Regions from separate parts of the Homo sapiens genome. Here region 2 is linked to region 1. A link is an interaction called in ENCODE POLR2A ChIA-PET data of the cell type or tissue named here. Cell type or tissue: MCF 10A. All regions are shown on one strand. Region 1 overlaps ZBED3-AS1 (ZBED3 antisense RNA 1). Region 2 holds the start of LOC124901009 (a long non-coding RNA gene).

The links. Peaks named below come from ENCODE experiments on the same cell type or tissue, not always from the same donor. Only the 100,000 strongest peaks of a DNase experiment are listed, where the experiment ranks them.
Region 2: POLR2A ChIA-PET joins it to region 1 with 10 read pairs; 10 of 35 experiments call an interaction of 5 or more read pairs at or near these places.

The regions. Positions count from the first base shown.
Region 1 is chr5:77,140,624-77,148,623 of GRCh38, reverse strand. ZBED3-AS1 (ZBED3 antisense RNA 1) reads right to left here. Exons shown (of 3, transcript NR_182763.1): 3 at 1-972. It also overlaps a transcript of PDE8B not described here and the pseudogene HMGB1P35. Among named protein-coding and RNA genes, the nearest start is that of ZBED3, 57 kb to the right of the region's middle. RefSeq lists an enhancer at 3,766-4,060. In MCF 10A, a CTCF peak has its summit at 3,919 (motif pointing left); a DNase peak (open chromatin) is centred at 3,893.
Region 2 is chr5:77,481,621-77,489,620 of GRCh38, reverse strand. It overlaps WDR41 (WD repeat domain 41), which reads left to right. Exons shown (of 13, transcript NM_018268.4): 2 at 49-164. LOC124901009 (a long non-coding RNA gene) reads left to right here and starts at 4,080. Exons shown (of 2, transcript XR_007058828.1): 1 at 4,080-4,208; 2 at 6,765-7,654. In MCF 10A, no CTCF peak of the experiment used is centred here; a DNase peak (open chromatin) is centred at 3,080.

The sequences.
Region 1 (8,000 bases):
ATTAGGGAGACACAAATTAAAACCACGATAAGATATCACTACATCCCCACTAAAATAGTTATGATGTAAAAGAGAGACAATACCAAATGTTGGTGAGGATGTGGGAAAATTGAAACCATCATATATTGTTGATAAGAACGTAAAATGGCCCGTTCATGTTAGAAAACAGTTTGACAGTTTCTTTAAAAGTTAAACATACATTTACCATACAATCTAGTGATTCCACTCATAGGAACCTACCCAAGAGAAAGAAAAGCATGTCCACACAAAACTGTACATGAATGTTTACAGCAACATTATTCATTACAGTCAAAATCAGGAAACAACCCAAATTTCCATTAACTGATGAATGAATAAGCACAGTGTAATATGAGCAGATAAGAGAATACTCCACACAGCAGCCAGGGTGAACTTTTGAGATTACAAACTTGATCTGTGATATTAAGGTTAAAAGACAAATGAGACAATTGTAGCAAGTTTGTTAACAGTTTTAAAGTATTTGACTATATAAGTGTATATAATGTCTTGTCTTGGTACCTGTGTAAGTCATTTTGGAACTGATACACATTGTTGCTGACCTGCTGACTTGCTTCTTTGGTATGAAGCAGCATCTGGGCTTGCAATTTCTCTACTTCCCTGAATTCTCTTTCAGTTTTTCTGACTCCTAAGCCAGGTGTATGTGTTTAGCTCCATAATGAAGGACTCCAGCTTCTGTGGAGTCTGGCTCATATTCATGAGACAATAGCCTTTTTCTGATCTTCATTTCCTGCCTGCGGACTTCAGAGATTTGGCTGGGGTCAGATCTGCTCCCAAGCTCATGTGGCTTTTAGAACATTCAGTTTCTTGCAGGTTGTCAGACTGAGGACCTCATTTTCTTGCCGTCAGTTGGAGGCTGCCTTCAGCTCCTATGCTATATGGCCCTCTTCACATGGCAACTTGCTTTTTCAAAGACAGCAAGGGAGAGAGAATCTCCTGGAAAGATGGATTAGAACATTTTTTTACTAATAAAAAAATTGTATTTACTTAGAAGCATTCAGAATTCAGAATGTCAACAAAACAGCTGCCACTTTTTTTTTTGCAATTACAGAGTGGTATTCAGTTAACAAAACAACAATTATTTCATATAAGCTGCATCAGAGACAAGTGAAAATAAAAAATCTACCATCCCCATGTATAACTAATTTGTGCTGTGCACTAAGAAGAACCTGCTTTAAATTTCCTTGCCAGTTTACAACCCCCATACTGTATCAGGCAAGGTTAGTGCCCATTGAAAATACACCAGGACAGGGCTATCTAAAGCCACATTCAGTAGTGTGTTAACTATACAAAAAAGACACTGTGCAGTTTAAAAACAAATGTTACACAGCCTTACATCTCAATGTCTTTCTTTAAAAGGAGTTGTAAACAGGGGGTTTAAATGCTTTCTAGACAAGAAAAAAAACTGTGCTAGAACCAACTTACTCATTATCATCATCATCATCATCTTCATCTTCCTCTTCTTCCTTTTTTTGCTTTTTTTAGCCGTGACAACTCCCTTTTTTGCTGCATCAGGCTTTCCTTTAGCTCAGTATGAGGCAATATCCTTTTCATATTTTTCCTTCAGCTTCACAGCCTTCTTTTCATAAGGCTGCTTATCATCTGAGGCAGTGCCCTTCCACATCTCTTCCAATTTCTTTACAACTCACCAATGGATAGGCCAGGATGTTCTCCTTTGATTTTCGGGCAATACTCAGAACAGAACAAGAAAACAGCCAAAGAATGCCTCTTGGGTGCATTGGGATCCTTGAACTACTTTTTCGTCCTAAAGGGGATCTTTAGGAGGGATATAGGTTTTCATCTGTCTTTCATAACGAGCCTTGTTCGCCTTTGCCATGTCTTCAAATTTCCCTTTCTCTTTAGCAGACATGGTCTTGCACCTCTCTGAGCACTTCCTAGAAAACTGAGAAGTTGACTGAACCATCTGGGTGCTTCTTCTTATGCGCCTCCTGACAAGTTTGCCAAAGAATGCATATAATAACACCTTGCCTCTCAGGTTCCATGGATCTCTTTTGCCCATGTTTAGTTATTTTTCCTCAGTGAGGCACAGAGCTTTCCAGTACCCACCTGGCTCTCACTTGCCCCCGTGCTCTCTCTATGCAGCTCAATGTACTCAGAATCTTATATAATATAATCATGTAAACATAATCACATATATCTCATCATTTTTTGCCAAATTCTACTAGTTAGAAGCAAATCACAGGTTCCATCCACACTCATGGCGAGATCCCACAAGGGTGAAACCAGGAGGTGGGGATTGTGGGAGCTACCCTAGCATCTGTCCTCAGTTCACCCTTTTGGCCTCCAATGATTTGTGTCCCTCTCACACACAAAATACATTTACTATTTCCCAAGGTCCCTGAGAACCTCATATCATTACAGCATCTGCTTGAAGTCCAGCATCTCATCATTTAAATCAGGTCCAGGTATGCATGAGGCTCCTTGAGCGTAGTTCCTCTCAATCTATAAAACTAAAGACAAATCGTCTTGCTCCTAATGCACAATGAAGGAATGAATATAGTAAAATAGTTATAGACATTTCTAGTTAAAAAGAGAAGGAGAGGTGGGCAATGGAAGATAAAAAGGAGTTACAGTCCAAAGCAGTTTTAAAACCCAGCCTAGCAAACTTCAGTCAGAATTCTTTGATTAGATTTCAAGGGCTGGGAATAATTCACCATAGCTCTTGGTTCCACCCTCTGAGTCATCTTTCCTTTTTTCATGAAAAGTAGCACATGTTTGCAGCTGAGTAGTTTTATCATTCTGCTTCCTGCCAGTAGAATTTTGGAGATCTAACAGCCTCCTTTCATTTTGTACTCTTTCCGTCCCTTTCAGTTTAAGTTGGCAGTGTTTTTGCTGAAATACTTTTCTTAAATACTTTGTGGGTCTCCAGTAAATTTCCCTTTACATAAAGGCCACATCCAAGGTTCTTTTTGAGCTAGGCCCCCTTCTACCTTGAGTTCCTGCTGAGATGGTTGAAAGATAACTCAATTAAGCTTCCAAAAGGTCCTATTATTTGAGAGGTTCTGTGAGATACACCATTAATCTCTGGAGAGGGCCCTTTGTATGACTGAATACTACTCTGATCCCTTAATCTTCCTGAGATTTTAACAAAAGCTTGTACAATCACTACTTAGCTTTTTCTCTAGGCCAGGACTTATCTCTATGCCACAAGCTCAAAAGTGATTTCTTAATTTTAACATCTTTTGCCATCTGGAGAGACTGAGAATTTTCAGAATCATCTTTGATTCCTTTTTGTTTAACAGTTCTTCCCTCGATTTATCACTCTCCTCTTGCATTTTACTATAAGCACCAAGAAGAAACCAGGTGGTACCTTCAACACTTTGCTTGGAAATCTTTTTAGCTATATTTCATCACTTTGTATATGTATCATTGTGATGATTCATTTGTGTGTTTCTGCTTTTAAGGCATTTGTAGCATTTAAAAGACTTAGATATAGGATATTTGTGATTTTAGAAGTATATATATATTATACACTATATATTACATATATTTAGGATAATCAATTAGTTTATAAACTAATATTTAGATATTTGGAAAATGTCACATTTGTTAAATGCATAAGTTTTCATTTTTAGTCGTTTAGGGAGTATTTGAATTTTTAGGAGAATACTGTTTATTAAATAATTAATAAAGATGTAAGCAGACTACAAATAGCAGTGATTGTGCCTCTCTACACACAGAGGCCTCTCAGACATTGAAGAATTTAATCAGATGTAAACATTCCAGAAAGATTCATGGGGGTGATATTGAAATCAGGGGAACTTAGAACCTGAGAGCCAGGCCTGGCTATCAGTTGCTGCTTCGGTGAAGAGAATGGACGGCGGCCTTGCAACGCTGCTGCCCTGACTCCCTCTAGTGGTTCGGTCTGCAAAGACTGCCTTTCCTGATCACCAAGAGAAAAAATCTTTTGCTAGGTCATCTCTCTCCAAAAAGTTTCATTTGCTTGGTGAGACAAAAAAAAAAAGCTCAAAAATTCTTCCTCCAACATTTTTATATATATCTAGTCTTCATACAAACATTTCCTATATAACCAAGTATCACCACCTACTTTGAACATCTTTAATGATTATAAAATGCTTCCTTCTTTTCAGCGGACACCGTCCCTATGACTCGTACTCATTGGTCCTGTATTTACCGTTTGGAGCCACGCAATTTTCACTGCTCTTCCACCTGACAGCACTTCAAATCTTTGAAAACTTTGAAAACAGCTTCTTGTCCCCGCTGCAACTTATCTTCTTCAGGCCAACACACGTTGTTCATTCAACTGCTCCTTCTTTGACCCAGTTTCCAGATTCTTCTGTCCCCATTGCTCCCCTCTGGAGGCACTCCAATTTCTCAACAGCCCCTGGAGACATCCTGACTGCCAAGACCTGGACCCAGTGCCTGAGATGTGGTCCTACTGCCCCACAGAGCAGTGGGGCTGACACTACCCTCCTCCTGGACACTTCTCTTGTGAATCCATGCTCTTTTGAGCAGATTTACAAAATAATGGACCAAAGGCTGAGATTTCTCATGTCTGGATTCTTCTCGTATGAGGCAACTTCACGTTTGCTTTACCCTCCATGTAGCCAGGAAACATTTTCTGTTCTTGGACCGAACTTAGTTTCCCAAATACTGATGTATGCAAACAACTTCAAGCAGACCAGGGCTGTGTGAACTTGGACTGCCACTGATCAGAGCGCTAAAAAAAAAAAAAAAAAAAAAAAATCCCTCAAGAAGGACCACTCCCTTATGAGATTGAGGCTTGGGAGCTTGAGAATGCACCTCTCATCTTCAAGCTGGGGACATCTGACTAGCCTAAATCCCCTCTGCTGCTGTTTAAACTCATTTCCTCTAATATTGCCCTCTGTGGACAAGAAGAAAAAAGACTTGATGTCAATAATGTAACATCGTTTTATAGTTTGAAGACTGATACACCTCTCTCCTCTGAATGAATGTAGACATTTCCCTAAAGGGCTATTTTTCAAAACCTTTCATCAGTTACTTTGTCTCCCCTGGCTCCTTTCCAATTTCTCCATAACATCTTCCACTTATGGGCCCCAAGACTGAACAGTATGTTTTAATGACTGATATTGGCTATAGATTAAGAATTATATCTGTGAAAATATTTCCATTATAACATAGCTCATTGTTACAAAGATCTACACATGTAAGAAATCCCTGGCGTATAACAGGTTACATTTCAAAACTTTCTTTGTAGATCAATTATTTGGTATTTGGGCACATTTTTCCATAAAAACAATGTTATATCTTGTATTTGGACTCTGAGCCTAGCAAACAAGAGCCAGTTTAATCCACAGAGCAATAATGATATCAGGTTGAATTTCAAGAACAGGAGTTCTCCGATGTTGAGAATAGAAGACGCAAGATGATGGGAATCTCTTCCTCCAGTTTCTCATCAGGGAGCCGCACATAGGGAACATTAGGAAAGGGATGGCTATTAACTTTGGGTGTCTTCTCACATTCTTTTCTGGCCCTCCCCACCTCCTTGGGTTCTGGTTCCCGATATCCTAGGGTTCCCCGAAGTCTCCTAGGGTGCTGCCTCACTCAGATCTTCCCACAGTCCCCAACTCTCCATGCCTCAATACATCTTAGCTCCTCTCTCTTATGATCCAAACACACATTTCCTTAATGAAGCTAAGTTTGGGAGAGGGTTAGGATGACAAGCTTTCCTTGAACCAGCTGCCATTGAGTAAATTCTGAGCAAAGCGTCTGTTTTTAAATGAGTAGCTTACTTATCCAAAAGACTCTCATCTGTGCAGTTTCAGGCACTGCCACAAAATTAAAAAAAAAAAAAGATTACATGAAGGGAATAATTTGGGGAATGTGGAAGCCATTATAATAAGTGTGCTTATTCTTCCTGCTTGGGAATCTATCCCAAATGGTACCTGCTTTCCACAGATTCCCTCCTTTCCCCCTTTCTGAATCACAGATTATATGCCCCAGATTGTTTTCAGCAGTTCCAAGATTTTTAAAATTGTTTTTATCTTGAGAAATTACTGAATTAAGGCAGATAGACAACCCCCTGCCACCAGAAGAGTACATACTGTAGGATGCCATTTATATAAAACTAATCTATAGTGATAGAAAACAAATTGTTTAAGCAAAAAATGGATTACAAAAGGGCCTGAGAAAACTGTGGGAGGAAACAAATGTTGATTGTGGTAAAGATTCCATGGGTACGTACACTTGTCAAAACTTATCACATTGTGTACTTTAAATAAGTGCAGTTTAGTGTACATCAATTATACTCAATAAAGTTGTAAAAAAGAGAAATGCAACCAATATGCAAAAAGACTAATTGGCATTTATTAACAGCTCATATTTGCCTCAAGGATTGTTTATAAAAAATGAACTAAATAAAACAGATAAAAGTGACATCCCCAGACACAGTTCCAGTTCTTTACTGCAACCTCCAGAAGCAAGTAGCATGAATTTAGTGTATATCCAAATCAGTCCACTGGTAATAATTTTACATACATATATAGTCTTAATATAATGTATTATTTCTGTGTTTTTAAAATTTATATCAATGACATGCACATTTTATTCCATGAATCTCTTTTCTTTACATTATGTTACGTGTTGGTATTATATAGATACTTTATACATGGATATATTATGTTATATATGGGAACAATCCATTCCTTCTAATGGCCATTATAACAATTCATATCCTAATAGAATATTATGGTAATTCATATCAAAATAGAACGTGAATATGTTACATTTTATTTATAAATTCTCTCTTTGATAGGCATTTCAGTTGTTTCTAAGGTTTCATAATTATAAGCAATATTGCAATAAGCTAAGGTTTTCAAAACAAATGTCATGGTATTGGCGGTAGGAGTTACTGGGTAGTAGCCACCTGGTAGGTATATAGATAGGTCTTCTATGAGTCAGATATTGGTAAAGTAGAATGTCCTGTTTCAAGGATCCATGGACTGCACAAAAATAGCCAAAGTTGAATAAGACCCTGTCTTTAAATTCCAGAACAACAAAGTGGTGCTATTATGTATCCTGCAGAGTTGGAGATGATTCAGAGGACAATTCCAATGCCCCATAGAGTTTAAATCTGACTTGGATACAGTTGAGATTCAAAGCAGATGACCTCCCACAAAGCAGGTGGGTTAGATGCCTTTAGCAATAGGCCAAAGCAACTCAACTCTATCTGTTGCTGTTTAAAGCCTTCTTGAAGGTCGTTAATGTTAAATGAGCACCAGAAAATGTATATTCATTGCTTCTAGGTTACTATGTTTGATACATATGTATTAAATCTACCTTGTTTATAGTATTAGATCCCTCTTTTGTGCTTAATTTTTACTCTCTTGATTTGGTAAAGGTTCAAGGTAGCATGTTAAAGCATCCCATTGCTATTATGTTTCTAACAATTTTTCTAAAAACAAACATATACCAATTCCCAAAATTTATAGCTTTGTTATAATTTTAGAATATTGAAAGGTAAAATTCATATCTCAAAAGTATAGAGAAGAGAACTTCTAGCAATATAGTGGACTGAGATTATATAGAAGAATTCCCTCTTCAGTTACTGTTACAGGGAAACACAGAGAAAATTTTTTTATATATCTATATATACACATGTATATGAGTACAAATATGTACACACACACATACATGTATGTGTATATATACGTACATGTGTATGTATATATACGGTGGATGTACCTGACAGCAATAACTTAAGCATACTCTGTACAGCAGCCTGTATGGCAAACACATCTGACAGCAATAACTTAGCCTAGGAAATGGGGGTTGCCATGTGGATGTTGCTGGAGAGAGGGTGCTGAGTGAAGGTGCTGTATAAACTGCAGGCTTTTGGAAAGCAGTTGTGGTTCTCTTATCCAGCCCACTGCCACTAGTCCATCCCTGTACATAAGTTCCCCCAAATCAAATCTTATGTCTCATTTGCTGGCTCCAGGTCT
Region 2 (8,000 bases), 340 kb before region 1:
TCTTTTTTTGTCTTTTGTTTTTTGCTTTTTTTTTTTTTTCAATACAAGAAATCTCCTTTACAGACAATAGGTGAAGAACAAACCCAGAATCCCTACACTGAACTGCTAGTACTGAAGGCTCATCATGATATTGTACGATTTCTGGTACAGTTAGATGACTACAGGTAAGAAGCTATAGTGGTCTAATTGACTATTGTTTGGGAAGAGGTTTTAGGGAATTTTATGTTAAACACCTTTAAAATTAATACATCTTTTCTAAAAATTTAAAAACTGTGATCATTAGTAACATTTAGTAGAAATTGAAATTGGCCTCTGCATCTCGATGAAATATGTATCTAGAGTCTTTTTTGCCCAAAGTCAGGGTGTCGTGTCTGGTGATTTGAGGGTTATGTTTGTTTGTTTGCATTCTCAGAAATATTCTTAATAGTTTAAAAGAAGTGTATGACTTTAAAATTTGGGTAGGAGTTATAACAGTATATTAAGGAGAACTTGTATTTGAGAAACAAATATGCTAAGTGTTTAAGTATCAGGTACCTACCAGGAATGTTTTATTTTTAGTGGAAGGTAAGTTTAATCCAAAGTTTTTGTTATTGATGAAACCACTTGAAAATGTACATTATTCTGTACTTCCTTGCTAACATGTATAATAATTATGTTTAATATATTTGCAAATAGAGGTGAAGGTGTATAGGCTTTAGGACTGTAGACTATTACTGATATGTATATATGTATATTAAGCCCATATTCAACTGTATATCTTTTATAGCATGTTTCACCATAATAATTACATAATTAGTGGTGTAATTCAATATTTTCGTCCTCTCTAAAATGTAAGCTTCATGAGAATGAGGCTATGTTTTTCTTATTCACCATGTTTTCTTAGTACCTAGTACAGTGCCTTACATGTAGCAGATAATTCATAGATGGTGGCTGAGTGAATGAATGACTCTCCAGACTACTAAGCATCCACATTGAATGCCGTCCTAATCCCCCAACCTCATTTCTGTTGTCTCTACTAGTTTTTCCACTTTCATCTCTAATTTTGTCTTTTGCCTTTGCTGTTTTTTTTCACTCCATGGATGAGTGTTACTGTAATTATTCCTAACTCTGACCACCACTTCTGCTGTCTATTAACCTTGTCTTTTCTCTGCTTTTTTTTTTTTAATTTAATTTAATTTTTAAAATAGAGACAGGGTCTCACTATGTTGCCCAGGCTGGTGGGCAACTCCTGGGCTCAAGCTGTCTTCCCACCTTGGCCTCCCAAAGTGTTGGGATTACAGGCATCAGCCACCGTGCTCAGCCTTCTCTCTGCTCTTTAAATGTTACTGATATTTAGTTGCTTTACCATGTGCAGTGCAGTTCTGACATTACCTGGACTTAGGTCAGATTCCACAGATGAAGGGCATAGTCTATACAGCACCCCTCACTGGAGACACTAGCTGCAAGCCATGTATGGGTTTGTAGGCCACTTGCATTTCCAGCTGCTGGCTACAAGTTCCTGCTGTTCCCTCAGGTCTGATAATTCACTAGAAGGACTCACAGAACTGAGGAAAGCACTATACACAGGATTACAGTTTTATTATAAAAGATACAAATTAGGACCGGCCAAATGAGAGGATGTATATAGGGCAAGGCCTAGGGGGTCCCACATGCAAAGCTTCCATGTCTCAAGACTCCTCGCCCTCTTGGAACATCAGTGTGTATCACCAATGAATGAGCACACTTGAGCTTTGGGTGTCCAGAGCTTTCATTAGTAGGCATGATTGTTTGAATCATTGGTCACATAATTGAACTCAATCTTCAGTCCCCACCCTCCCCACCGTGACTGGTAGCAGAAAGCCCAAACCTTTAAATCATGTGGTTCATTTTTCCACCTTGGCCAGCCCCTTTCCTGATGTTATCTCAGGGCCCACTGTGAGTTGTTCCTTTAGTATAAACTTAGGTGTGGTCCAAGGGACCCACCATGAATAATGAAGACATTCTTACCACTTGGAAAATTCCAAGGATTTAGAGACTCCCTTCTAGGAACCAGAGACAAAGTCCAGCAAAGTTATTAAACAGTACCATGCTTCTTAACTTTTGCTTGAAAAGATTTGTCTCATATATATTACTGGCCTGTCATCACTGTTTTCCTGTTGTGATGCAAGTCAACCAAATCATGGCATGTTAAACAATCATCTGCAGCCTTTTTTTTGGCAATGTTACTTGTTGCTATGTCCTGAGAGACACTCCATTTATTAAAGTGGTCATTTTTGTGGGGAACTAATTATTTCTGGAAAGGTAAGATTTTGGACAGCTAAAGTTTTCTTGCGCTATATTTTACCCTAGTAAGTTGCTAGATTAAAGAAAATCTGATAATTTCTTATAATCACTAATACTTGGGTGTTAAGGAATCCTAAAGTTATTTTGTCCAGGAAAGTTAAATAATAAATACACAGTATGTGATCAGGTTGTGGACTTTAAATATTTGTATAAATTGTTAAGAGATCATGTTCATTGCTGTCTTTCCTCTGTGAAATATCCTCTTGGCTATTCCTATCCCATAGTTAGAAGAGGACTCTGTAGAAGAGGCCAGCCTATAGAATAATGGTTAGTGTACAAATGCTGACATATATTTGGTTTAATTTTCCCCACAGTGGTGCTCACATATACTTTAGTTGTTTAATGATAGAGTAAATATTCTGTAAAGAGTAAAAAGCCATATGTGGGTATGTTAGTTACCTATATGCTCTGTCAGCTGTCACACCAAACTTAGTGGCTTAACACAACCCCATCTATTTAGCTCATTATTCTGCAGGATGGCAATTCGGGCTAGGCTCAGCTGGGTGAGTCTGTCTTTGCACCAGGAGCAACTGATCTTGGCTAGATTCACTTATGCCTCTGTCAGCTGGTAGATTGGCGGGGGCTGGCTGGTTCATTTCAGCTGAAGGTCTCAGCTGAAATGACTGTGGTCTCCCTCCATGTGGTTTTTCAGGTGCTTGTTCACATAATGATCATGGAGTTCTAATAGCAGCAGAAGGGCAAGCCCCAAAGTAAGACACTTTTCAAGTCTCAGCTTGCCTCGTGTTTGCTGCTGTTTCGTCAGCCAAAGCAAGTTAGGAGCTGGCACAAATTCAGTGAGTGGGTAAATAAACTTGACCTCTCATGGTAGAAGTAACTAAGTCCTATTGCTAATGGTGGTGGCAATATTGGGAGGGGGAATAATTTGTGGCCAGTTTGTGATCTACCACAGTGAGTCTAAGATAGATGAAGAAGCCTGCTTTTTGGCTTTTGTAATACAGTGATGATATGACTTCATGATTCACATTTAATTCTTTGAAAAGTCATCAAATTTACATATAATCAACTATGAAGTTTTTCGGTCATTTGCTGACCTGTAGAACTTTCAGTCTGTATGTTGTTTTTAAAAATTTAATTCTGTAGTGTACTAAAAAAGAAAAACCGAAAGAGTCATCTTCGTAAGAAGGACACAGGAAAATCTACAAAGTATAAACATTATGAACAGAATTAACCGAATGTTTTTACTCTTAATAGTTTAGAATTATCTTTACCATTGCATATGTACATTATGCATTGTCAAATTAGAGAAATACCTTTCCAGTTTTAAAATTTTATATCATTATCCTTTTTTTGTTTCTTAGTTTTTGAAGACATTACACTCTGGGTTTTTTTTGGTCAGCTGTTATAATCCAGGTTTCACGCTTCAAGTCTTTAGATAATATCATCTTATTGAAAATTTTGCAGAAGGATTTTCTTGTTTTCTCAGTGGCTCAGCTAAAATCAGTGAGTGGAAAATTTTCTCGGATTGGTTTTTGAAGATACCCAATAAATCCTGTATAACCTAACAGACAGCTGCCTTTTCTTTTCTTCTTTAGTATTTTTTGAACATGAAGTGAGGGTCGTATTGATGAGAGATCACTAAAGAAGGTTAAGCCTCAGCAAAAGTCTTCCAAAAAATGGGCTGTGCTAAAATTTCATGTAATACTCTAGCGTTTGACACATTAAACTAAACTGAGTTCATAACACATTTTAAGAAGAGTTTTCTCCGTTGCTCATTTGACCATTCCTTGCTCCTTCAGGAAACAGACAAGGTTATGTAGGATGGTGATCATGACTGGAAAGGAATCAGATGACCCATGATGAAGTGCCAGATTGGAGAACAAAATGTGCCTCTAGGATGGTTGGTGAAGCTGTACATTCACAAGAAAGTAAATAAACTCAGTATAGCTTGATAATCCACTAAAAATGAACAATATGCTCATTTTAAAGGAAATATTCTCAAGCTAAACATATTCTTTCTTATACACTAACCTTCAGAGAACAGAAATCAGTATAGTTTAGATCCTAGGATCTGGGTTCCCTGGGAAACAGATAGTCAGTATAGATCCTTCTAGTACCTGGGTTCCCTGGGAAGGAGACACTAAAATGGAGACACTAAGCATGCAATAGGTTTATAAGAGAGAAAGCCAATGAAAGGAGAAGGGAGGAAGCAGAATTGGATAAGGGGAGCTGTCTCAGACTCTGATGCAGATGTGACAAAGTTTCTGCCAGCCCAATGGGGACCGCTGGAGGAAAGGCTGCTTTTTAAGAGTTCTCTACTGGATGTAAATAACTAGGGCTTTGTACTATTGCCTTGCTTAGTTATTTGCTGAGGGTCCTTCATGAAGAACATGCACCTGGCTTCTACTATCTTGCTTAAATCCCAGTGACTAGGAGCCGATTGAGCTAGTATAACTTTGGCTTGAAGGCAGAAATGGATCCTGAAGTCAACAGCTGGAGGCAGTCAGATAACTATATTCCTCACAGCTGGGCAGTGAGTCCTGTCTTGAAAGGGGGTCTGGAAGGCAGGTATTGGCGTCTGCCACACTTCCATAGTTGTAAGTTGGTCTATTTTATTTTTAACTTGCATGAACATACTCATTGGCTATGTCTTTGGGCAGCTTTTTAAGAAACTGTAAGTATGCCATTGGTTAATAGTTATTTGATGGCTTGAAAAAGTTAATATTTTTAGAGCTATTAACGTACTTATGCCTGGAAAAAAGGGTATAACCAGAATCCTTTTTATCACAAATTCCAGCAGCTACAATATTAATAACAGACTCCATATCTGGCATTTTTTTAAAGCACTTATATCCAGTGTGACGTTGACTTTAGACAACTTTATTATAGTAAATTTTACTAAAATCTGTTAACCAAATAGCTTTTCTATTTCTAAAGGCCCCTAATCCACCATGTGTGGTGAATGTGTTGATTGAATTTCTGTTGTTTTGCATCGTGCCCTGAATCAAGCGGGGAATTTCGGCAGTGTCATCACACAGATGCGTGTGCCACCCTTGCTGCTTTTCTCCTTATTTCTAATAATTTTGTCCTTTCAGCTTGTGTTTTGGAGCTGTAGCTGAGTTTTGTTTAGTTGGATAAGATGTTGCAGGGTTTGGGAGGATGACAGGAGTGAGTGAAACGGTAATTGCTGCTTCATGCATTAGCATAGAATCAAATTTTAGGATAAGGACAGCAAGTGTCTAACAGTATTTCAGTTTCAAATTTGTCATCTTAGCAGTAAAACTCTAATTTCTAGATAAAATCAGTCTCTCTCAACTACAAAATACCCTTACTCTAGGCATTTGAAAATTATTTTCTTGAACATCTTTCAAATGTAGCTTTAAAAATCCATCTGGCAACTTGAGCATAGATACAGGAAGTAACTGCAATGAATTGCAACATATCACATATGTTTAAATCCATGTGTTCATAATGATACTTAAAAAAGAGAACTCACCTTTGGAGAATGCTGGGGAACTAACTCATTCTGTTGAAAATCGGTAAATAAAAGGGCAGAGTCAAAATCTATACTGCCTTTCTTATATAAACTGTGTCTTGGGATCAGTAATAATTGACGAGAAGAAATTTCTCTGAAGAATTCAAGCTAGGAAGAATGATAGAATTAGAATATTGTAATTTTGCAACCTCTAATGTGTAGAGGAGGAAAACACTTTTCTTCTACCTATCTTAGATTCATTGATCAGGGCTCTACAACTTAGACATACAAAAGACAGGTTAATGAGCGAAAAAGAAGTATATCAATGCATACGTTGCATACACACACACACACACACACACACACACACACACACACACACACGAGTATTCAGGTAACTCGTAGGGGTGGTTAAAACTTGGGCTTAGGCTGGGCACGGTGACTCAGCCCTGTAATCCTAACACTTTGGGAGGCTGAGATGGGAGGATTCCTTGAGCTCAGGAGTTTGAGGCTAGCGTGGGCAACATGGCAAAACCATGTCTCTATTAAAAAATACAAAAATTAGCTGGGTGTGGTGGTGCACACCTGTGGTCCAAGCTACTTGGGAGGCTGAGGTGGGAGGATCACCTTAGCTCAGGAGGTTGAGGCTGCAGTGAGCTGTGATCGGGGCCACTGACTGTAGCCTGGATGACTGAGTAAGACCCTGTCTCAAAAAAGAAAAATAAAACTTCAGCTTATATAGCATCTTAGCAGAACAAGAAATTTGTTGAGTGACAAGACAAAGGAAATGGACTTTGAGTTTCTTGGGGTGGCAAATTGTGAGAAGGCAAATATATGATGGAAACTGCTGGTAGAGAAGGGCTCATTAGTGAGGTTGGTTTGTGTAAACTCTTGGTGCCATCTCATCTGTGATAAAGGTTGTTATCCCCCTCCTGGTATGGGAGTGGGGGTGGAGGTTCCGGGGGCACTTTCCCAAGGGTGATGTGTGCTTTTTTTTTTTTTTTTTCAGGTAGATGTGGGGAGGACAGAGCTCATTCTGTGCCTGCATTTTCTCAGTTGCCTTAAGCTGAAAATAATCATTATGTCAGAGTGGCATAGTTTGGGGTTATGTGCTCTGAACCCCTTCAAATGAAATAATGAATTTAGATGGCCTAAATCATAACATATACACATACACACACAAGATAGCCAGAAATTATATTTCCGGATGGAGTATACAATCTGCCTTTGGGGTGGTCTTACCAAAAAGTCAGATATGGATCTTATTTAGTCTCTAGATTTAACTATCAATTAACAAAAAATACAGAGGACAGAGGTGCATGTTGGATAACAGCACAGGAAAAAAAACCCAGACTGTGAGAACTCGACAAGACAGGTGAATTTTTTTTTCAACAAATAAATTGCAAGGAAAAACAGATGGAGAAAAAAATCATTAGAATAAAAGAGATATTAGAGATAAATCAACCAAGTGTACTATAGAAGCCTTATTTGGATCCTTCTAACTGTTTAAAAAATTACGATCAGCTAAATTTGATCATTGACTGGGTATTTGATGACATTAAGGAAGTAAATGTTAACTTAGGTGTGATGTAAAAGAGTCCTTAGAGATGCATTCTGAAATACTGACAAAATGAAATACAGTGACTAGGATTTGCTTCAAAATAATTTACAGAGGGGTTGGACTGGGTGCAGATAAGACACTAGTGGCCATAAATTGATAATTACTAGAGACAGGCAATGAGTACATGTGGCTTTTTATTATAATGCCCTTCTCTCCACTTTTGTATATATTTAAATTCTCCGTAATGAAAAGTTAACTATCTGTATTTGAAATAGAGGAAATAAAAATGCCAATTTAAAAGGTATTTATGCCTCTGTGAAATAAAATGTTTTCTTAGATATTGCTAGTGTTCTGAGTGTTCAGTGGAGAACCACCCTTGTTTCTCTTTGAGAACAGAATTTATTGAGAATAGTTGTAGGAATCATACAGATGAACATGAACATATCAGCTTCATAAAGTAATAACCGATACAAAACTGGATTACCAGATATGGCTCTTTTTTTTTTTTTTTTTTTTTTTTGAGACGGAGTCTCGCTCTGTCGCCCAGGCTGGAGTGCAGTGGTGTGACCTTGGTTCACTCCAACCACCGCTTCCCAGGTTCAAGCGATTCTTCTGCCTCAGCCTCCCGAGTAGCTGGGACTACAGGCATGTGCCACCACACCGAGCTAATTTTTGTATTTTTAA